2 separate regions of the Homo sapiens genome follow, and region 1 is linked to region 2. A link is a contact called in ENCODE Hi-C or POLR2A ChIA-PET data. All regions are on one chromosome and are shown on one strand. The core of a region is the stretch at or near the end of the contact, and the rest is flanking DNA. Distances in the headings are between cores, read along the strand shown. Region 1 has its middle 60 kb from the start of LINC01495. Region 2 holds the start of SLC17A6-DT (SLC17A6 divergent transcript).

Region 1 (3,322 bases), core at 440-2,939, 94 kb after region 2:
AAAATATTTTATAAAAATTGGGTCATGAAGTACATTCTATTTTTAACATGCCTTTCTTTTCACTTAACACTGCACAGTGAGCACTTTTCCACATGACTGCATATTCTCCTATATGTTCAATTTTAATGGCTGCATATAGTTTTATCATCCAGCTGTAACACAGATTTTTTTTTAAATTCTTCGACATTTATGTGGATTCTAAAATTTTACTGTTATAAAATAGTATAAAAACTAAATTCGCGTAGCTAAATTTTTGCCCGGGTCTATGATTTTTTTTTCTTTCAGAATAATTCAAAGTGAGCATTTCTCAAGTCTTAAAAGGCCCTGATTTAATTGCAGCTGTTGGTCAGGCCTGGGTGCTCCCTGAGCCCTCCTCAGAGATGAGGTGCCTTGAGTGTGATACTGCAGGGCTTCTTACAGGCTACTTGACAACAGCCAGGTTCACTCTTACCCACAATGGGAAGAGAGTGGTTTCCCTGAAGGATCACGCAGTTCTGTGTAAATGATATGGCAAGCTACTCCCTGCCGTTCCAGGGCTGGGGTGCAGGGACCTCAGAGAAGGCGGTTTTGAAGGATTCCACTTTGAGCACAATCTGGCTCTGCAGCCAGGCCTCTCAGCACTCATGAATTTCCATTTTAAAACAACAACTGCTCTTTGAATTGAAATTCTATAGCCAGAGAATAAGAACAAAATGAAAGCCTTTATCCTTAATGAAGGTTTATGACAATAAGGTGATTTTGAGTATTTCTTAATATTATTATGTGTTCAATGGAAAATCATTTTGTTTTCTTTGGTAGAACATAAATAATTAAAAATAATTTTTCCCAAACCAAATGCAAATACTTAGATATCTGAGGGGAAAGAAACAAAAACAATAACAAATGATCCAAGTGATCCAGAGCTCTTCCATTTTAATCTTCACACTTTCCTTTGAGGAAAATACTTTTATGTATAATCTATAAGTAAAGATTCATTTATATGTTTATAAACCACATCAGACATGTTGAAACAATAAAACAAAACATGTTTTTGTTCTTATATAATTTTTATAATTGTCAAAGAAAGTATAAGGAAAAAGTCACCTGTAATTGCATCACCCAGTGGTTATCTCATTGTATTCATTTCTTCAACCGTTTTCTTACATTTAGCTTGATTTAAAAACAACTATTATAACCATTTGCTCCTATGAGTATCTTTGTAGCTATATTTTGTTCAAACCTCTATTTATTTCTTGAAAAAGTTGCCCACAGGAAGACTGCATCAATTTGCTCACTCACCAACCATATATAAGAGGTAGTCATATAACTATTAATGGTTTATATCTAGTGAAACTGAAGGCTGCAAACGTCAAAATGGTTCCAACATTAGTGTCAGTAAATAAGGGTTGGACATGAATCCTTGCTTCCTTCCAGTTTATTCTGTTGCGCCTCCTAGGAGGAGAATGACCAGATTCGCTGACATTTGGGGCCAGGAGTGGTGGGGAGAACGTCTGAGACACACGCATAGGGTTTTGTTTTGTTTTGTTTTTTGTTTCAGGAAGCAGTCAGTTGCCCAAAGAACAATAGTTAGGAAACCAAGCCCTCAGAGGACCGCATTAACTTGTGCAGTAACAAGTTCAGGGACGCTGGGTGTCTCAGCTGTTCAATAACAAGAGAGGGGCAGAAAGGAAGGTTGCCATGGTGATGGCTTGCCGCACGTGCCGCATGGGGGTGGGGGCGGAGGTGACTTTCTGCAGAGCTAAATGAAGCTGTGGAAGTCGCCTCTCCTTGGCCTTGGGATGCGGCCCAAATTTGAGGCGTCTCGGCCGCTGCCTGGAGCCGGGCTGGAAGCACACTGGATCCCTTGGGGAAGGCAGGCTGCCCTTAGCATACAGAAACCCCCTCCTGGCAGCCATTTTATCGCATCTCTTATTCTTTGGCTTCTTCCCGGCTCAGGCCTCAGTGAAGCCCAGTTCACTCCAGGGTCTGCGGCGGGAGGCGGGCGCGCCCCACAGTGCGGGCTCGCCACGCGGTCCCTTGGCCTTCCCCATCTTACTTGCAGCTTCGCGCCGGGAAGGGTTGGTTTTCGTGGTGGTTTGATGTTGGGAGGGGAAATGGAAATTAAATTCCCGGCAGACTGGGTTGCGATCTCACATCTTGATCCTACTGCGGGTGCGTAAAGAAAACGGAGACGCAGATGTGATTCGTAAGTGAAGGCTGTAGTCTTGGCGCACTTGGCAAAGGCTTTTTATTTCATACATTATTTGTATTCTGCCGCAGTGATTTCGGAGGCAAAGCAGACGCGCACTAGCCTGGAATTAAGACACGTATTCACACATTGGTTAAGGACGCCAAGCAGATACTAATCCGTGGTGTTTTCACAGAAAAGAGAAAATGCACAGGCAGCACATGTCTTTCTATTTCACTCCGCTGCAGTGGGGAGATGCAAGGCAGGGCCTGAGTAATAGTATGCTTGATTAAATTCGGTCGCATTGCCTGCTTTAGGCATTTCATTTTTCCACCTGATGGATGGGGTGACACTAAACTGTGGCATTTTCTTTGTCTGCACTGTGTTTTGTATGTGCTACATGGCATGCAGTTTAGTGCAGAACTGGTTTTTTTGACAACTGGAAATAGTAACTTCTGTAATTACTGTACAGTGATGTAATCCAATGAAAAATCTTTTGGGTGGGGGGAAGAACTTAGGCAGAAAAGATTGTTAAAGGCAGTGATGATGGGATTTGGAGGTATAAAAAGGATGACAAAGCAGAAATAACTTCACTGCCCTCAAGCTAGGAGCAAAGTTCATTTATAATTCTCATAGTTACAGAAACTAAAAGCTAAAAAATGGTTCCGTGAGACAAAATCTTTTCTAACATTGCCTTTTCACAGTTGGAGAAATAAAGATTTGAAGAGGTAAAGAATTAACTTACCAAGGTCACAAAGCCGTAGGAATACAGACCTGCTTTTCTGGTTTAACTACGCTAAGTCAAAAAAAGCGAGATATGGAATTAACTGCATTGAAAAATGAATGATTCTCAAACTTTTTATCTCAGCCTCCTTCACACTCTCAATTATTGAGGACCCTAAGGGCTTTCGTTTTTGTGAACTGTATCTATCACTGTTTATCATGCTAAAATGCAAAATTTGGAATAAAAATACTTATTAATTCATTTTAAAATAGCAATAAAACATTAGATGATAACCCAAATAACTCATTTTTATGAAGAAGAAAATTAATGAGAAGGGATACATAGATTTCCATTTTTTGAAAATTAGTGTGGAGCTTATAGTTCGAGTCTCATCTCTGCTTCTGCATTCAATCTGTTTTAATGTGTTGCTT
Region 2 (3,198 bases), core at 63-2,562:
TGCTTGCTTAATGAGATAAATTCATTGATGCTGTACCTGTATATATAAAGCCAAAACTCTTACATGAATGTCTTTCAAAATTTATGCTTTAGGAGAAGGACATACAAAGAAAAATAAAATAAGATTTGAATGGAATATATGTAAATTAAAATAAATCTTTTTAAAAATAAATCTTTAAATTATCAATTACAATTTGTTGGCAAGCACAAGGTATAGCCACATATTTCATCAGTATATTGGTATTTCAGTAGTGTATTGTAAATTAGTTAAATAAAGATGCTTAAAATTCCAAGGAATTTATATTAAATTAACTGTATTTTATTTAATCAACTTCACTGAGTTTATAGCTATTCTTTTTTCTTCTCTCCATACCTCCCACCTCTTTTTCTTTATCTCTCCTTTCCTCTATTCTTCATTCTCTCCCTTTCTTTCTTTCATCTTTTTCCTGTCAGGAGTTAAAACAAACACATGAACAATGTAATTATGTATTTTGTGTGCACATATTTTATATTCAAGGGAGCCTAGGTGTCTTGGAACACCACAAGCATAAGTTAAATATGTTGAAATCTTTCTTCCCTGCAATACTGGCATCAGCGTGCTGGACAAAACGTAGCAAACTAGAAGTAACTTGTGAATTTTTAATAAAGTTGTCTTCCCTAGCAGAGCTAAATGCACCATTCTCCCTGCAAACTCTGGAGATGATGACATCTTCCCAATGGTTTCCATAGCATCCGTTCCTGAAGAGCCCCCGTATGGTCCTTGGTCAGGGCGATCCGCCCAGCTCCCCTAGAAAGTTGGCAACCTAGCTAGCCAAAAGAAGAGTCCCCTATTCCTGAAACTTACTCTGTCCGTGGTGCTGAAACATTGTACCGAGACCCGCCCAGACGGGCGCTGTCAGCCGCTGAAAAAAAAAATCTTCCCCGAGGCTGCCCAAATCAGAACTGTGTATCTTTTATTTACTCACGTCCTCAAAGAGCAGCAAGCCTTCTCCATCTTAATTTGACTCTACCGCAGAGCAGACTTACGCTGGCGTGATGGGAGGAGATCATGGGCAGAGAGGAAAAACTAATAGCAGCATTGCTCACCTGAGACCTGAGATGCTCCCATGAGTTTTGAATATGCTCTGCTCCTTACAGCAAAGACACCATTTTTAAAAGTACCATTCTTTTGACTTTGCTGTTCCCAAGGCTTCTGTGATATTCCGGCCCCTCCGTTTAAAAGCCATCAGATTTGAGAGCAATAAGTCTTCAAAACCGGGAATTTACATTGTTTTTCAGCTGACCGACTTCCAGGAAAAGGACTCAACCGCATCTACCCAAATACCGTGGCACTGCTTGCGCTCTTTGCCACCGGATCCTCCCCTTCCAATGAGACTTTCTGATTGTGTCTACCAACTCTCCTATTAGGAAACCCGTGGGTTGCATGCAGCTATTCTGTTGTATTCTCATTCTCACTCTCCCTCCCTTCTCTCACTCTCACTCTTGCTGGAGGCGAGCCACTACCATTCTGCTGAGAAGGAAAAGCCCGCAACTACTTTAAGAGATTAAGACAATATGCGCAATCCTCGCCTTTCCTAGCAATCACTATTTAAATCTGGCAAGAACTGACAACAGTCTTTGCAAGAATGGAATCCGTAAAACAAAGGATTTTGGCCCCAGGAAAAGAGGGGCTAAAGAATTTTGCTGGAAAATCACTCGGCCAGATCTACAGGTAAGACAAAGCGAACACTTGCTTACCTGGGGCTCAGCATGAAAAAATCTGCAGGGCCGTTTCCGTAAACCCTGGTGGCTCAGAAAGATTGTAATATGATCGGAAAGTCTTTTTGTTGCCCATTGCTTGGAGCGGGGGTGCTCTGGAAACCTGCTTATTAATGCAGGAATGTTGCACTAAATGAACCTGTCTGGTGTGTGTGTGTGTGTGTGTGTGTGTGTGTGTGTGTGTGTTTGATTTTTGCTTTGGTGCCTGCAGAGTTTTTGTCCTTTACTACACAGGATTTATCTTCTTTACAGTTAAGAAATGGCCAGCCCCTGCTCAAACAGCGTTTCTTTTGGTGCTTATAGATACCCCGAATTAAATTCCTTTGATGCAGACAAATGAATATAAAACACAACCATCTAAAAAAATAACCAAGAAATTCCAAAGAGTAATGGTTTATATATATATATATGTTATATATATATGTTATATATATATGTTATATATATATGTTATATATATATGTTATATATATATGTTATATATAGTTATATATATATGTTATATATATATGTTTTATATATATATATATATATATATGTTAGAGAGAGAGAGAAAGAGAGAGGTCTCAGCTTCAAAAGCATAGTAGAGAATCCCCTAGTGAAATATGTCTTCTGTATTGAATGAAGAAGAATCAAAATATATCAATAATTGATAGTTGAAGCAATTCCTTTCTCTGAGCCTGAAACAATGTATATGCATTTTTAATTATTTTCATCTCCTAGAGTCTATTTCTTGCATAGGAAATGTCAATGCCTGGAAGAACAGCCATAAATATAACAAGCAACATTACTTTGAAAGTCCTAGAAATGATTTAATTATTTAATCCTCCTGTAGTCACTATACTAATTATGCTGTAATTTGCAAAACTTTAAATCATTTCAAGTATGTTATATGGATACAGCTTTTCTTAATAATTAGAGCAAAATCAAGACGACAGGGCAGACATAAAAGGAAAAAGAATTACAAAGGAGCACTAATTTTAATATTTGGGAAATTGAAGTCTCTGTAAATGCATGAGAAATGTAAAGAAAATGATCAAACCACTCCCAGATTTTCCAAATCTCTTCAGGTTTGGCGGGCTTCATGTAGGCACGATTATGCACCTATGCGGCAGTAGATACCGCAAGGGCCCTGCAGTCCCACAGCTACCATGGAAAGGGATGTTCTTTCCCAGTACAACTGCCATCCGGTGCAGAGCTCAACTTCGTATATTTGAGCACACGAAGCAAATGCAGGAAATGAAAAAAAAAAACCGCATTGGCTGAATTTTTTTCTCCCAGTAAAAATAAATTGCAATGTTTTCTAACATTGTGATCGGACTTTAAGAATAAACATTAACCTAGCCACAAATACCTTTATGACTTATTCTCCAGGTGCTACGTTATAGAATTCGGAAGCCTGACATTTTTCTTCGGGTGGCCTCAAACTTCTTGACAGCAG

What was found. A loop is a pair of places that touch in the nucleus more often than their neighbours do. ChIA-PET counts read pairs that join two places held with the same protein, here RNA polymerase II (POLR2A). Pooled maps may share reads with other maps.
Region 1: a loop to region 2 is called in a pooled map, with 3 times the contacts of the local background. The contact joins the enhancer-like site here to the promoter of SLC17A6-DT in region 2. A Hi-C loop is called at or near these places in 1 of 37 single-sample maps with no recorded cell type and 4 of 50 pooled maps. POLR2A ChIA-PET finds 5 or more read pairs at or near these places in 1 of 52 experiments (H1).

What each region holds. Positions count from the first base shown.
Region 1 is chr11:22,430,787-22,434,108 of GRCh38, forward strand. No RefSeq gene overlaps it. Among named protein-coding and RNA genes, the nearest start is that of LINC01495, 60 kb to the right of the region's middle. Within about 2 kb of position 1,690, at least 7 of the 41 ENCODE cell types and tissues checked have a DNase peak (open chromatin) inside an H3K27ac peak, as active enhancers do.
Region 2 is chr11:22,336,910-22,340,107 of GRCh38, forward strand. SLC17A6-DT (SLC17A6 divergent transcript) reads right to left here and starts at 1,313. Exons shown (of 4, transcript NR_186351.1): 1 at 1,086-1,313. It overlaps SLC17A6 (solute carrier family 17 member 6), which reads left to right and starts at 1,472. Exons shown (of 12, transcript NM_020346.3): 1 at 1,472-1,710. The coding sequence starts at 1,625.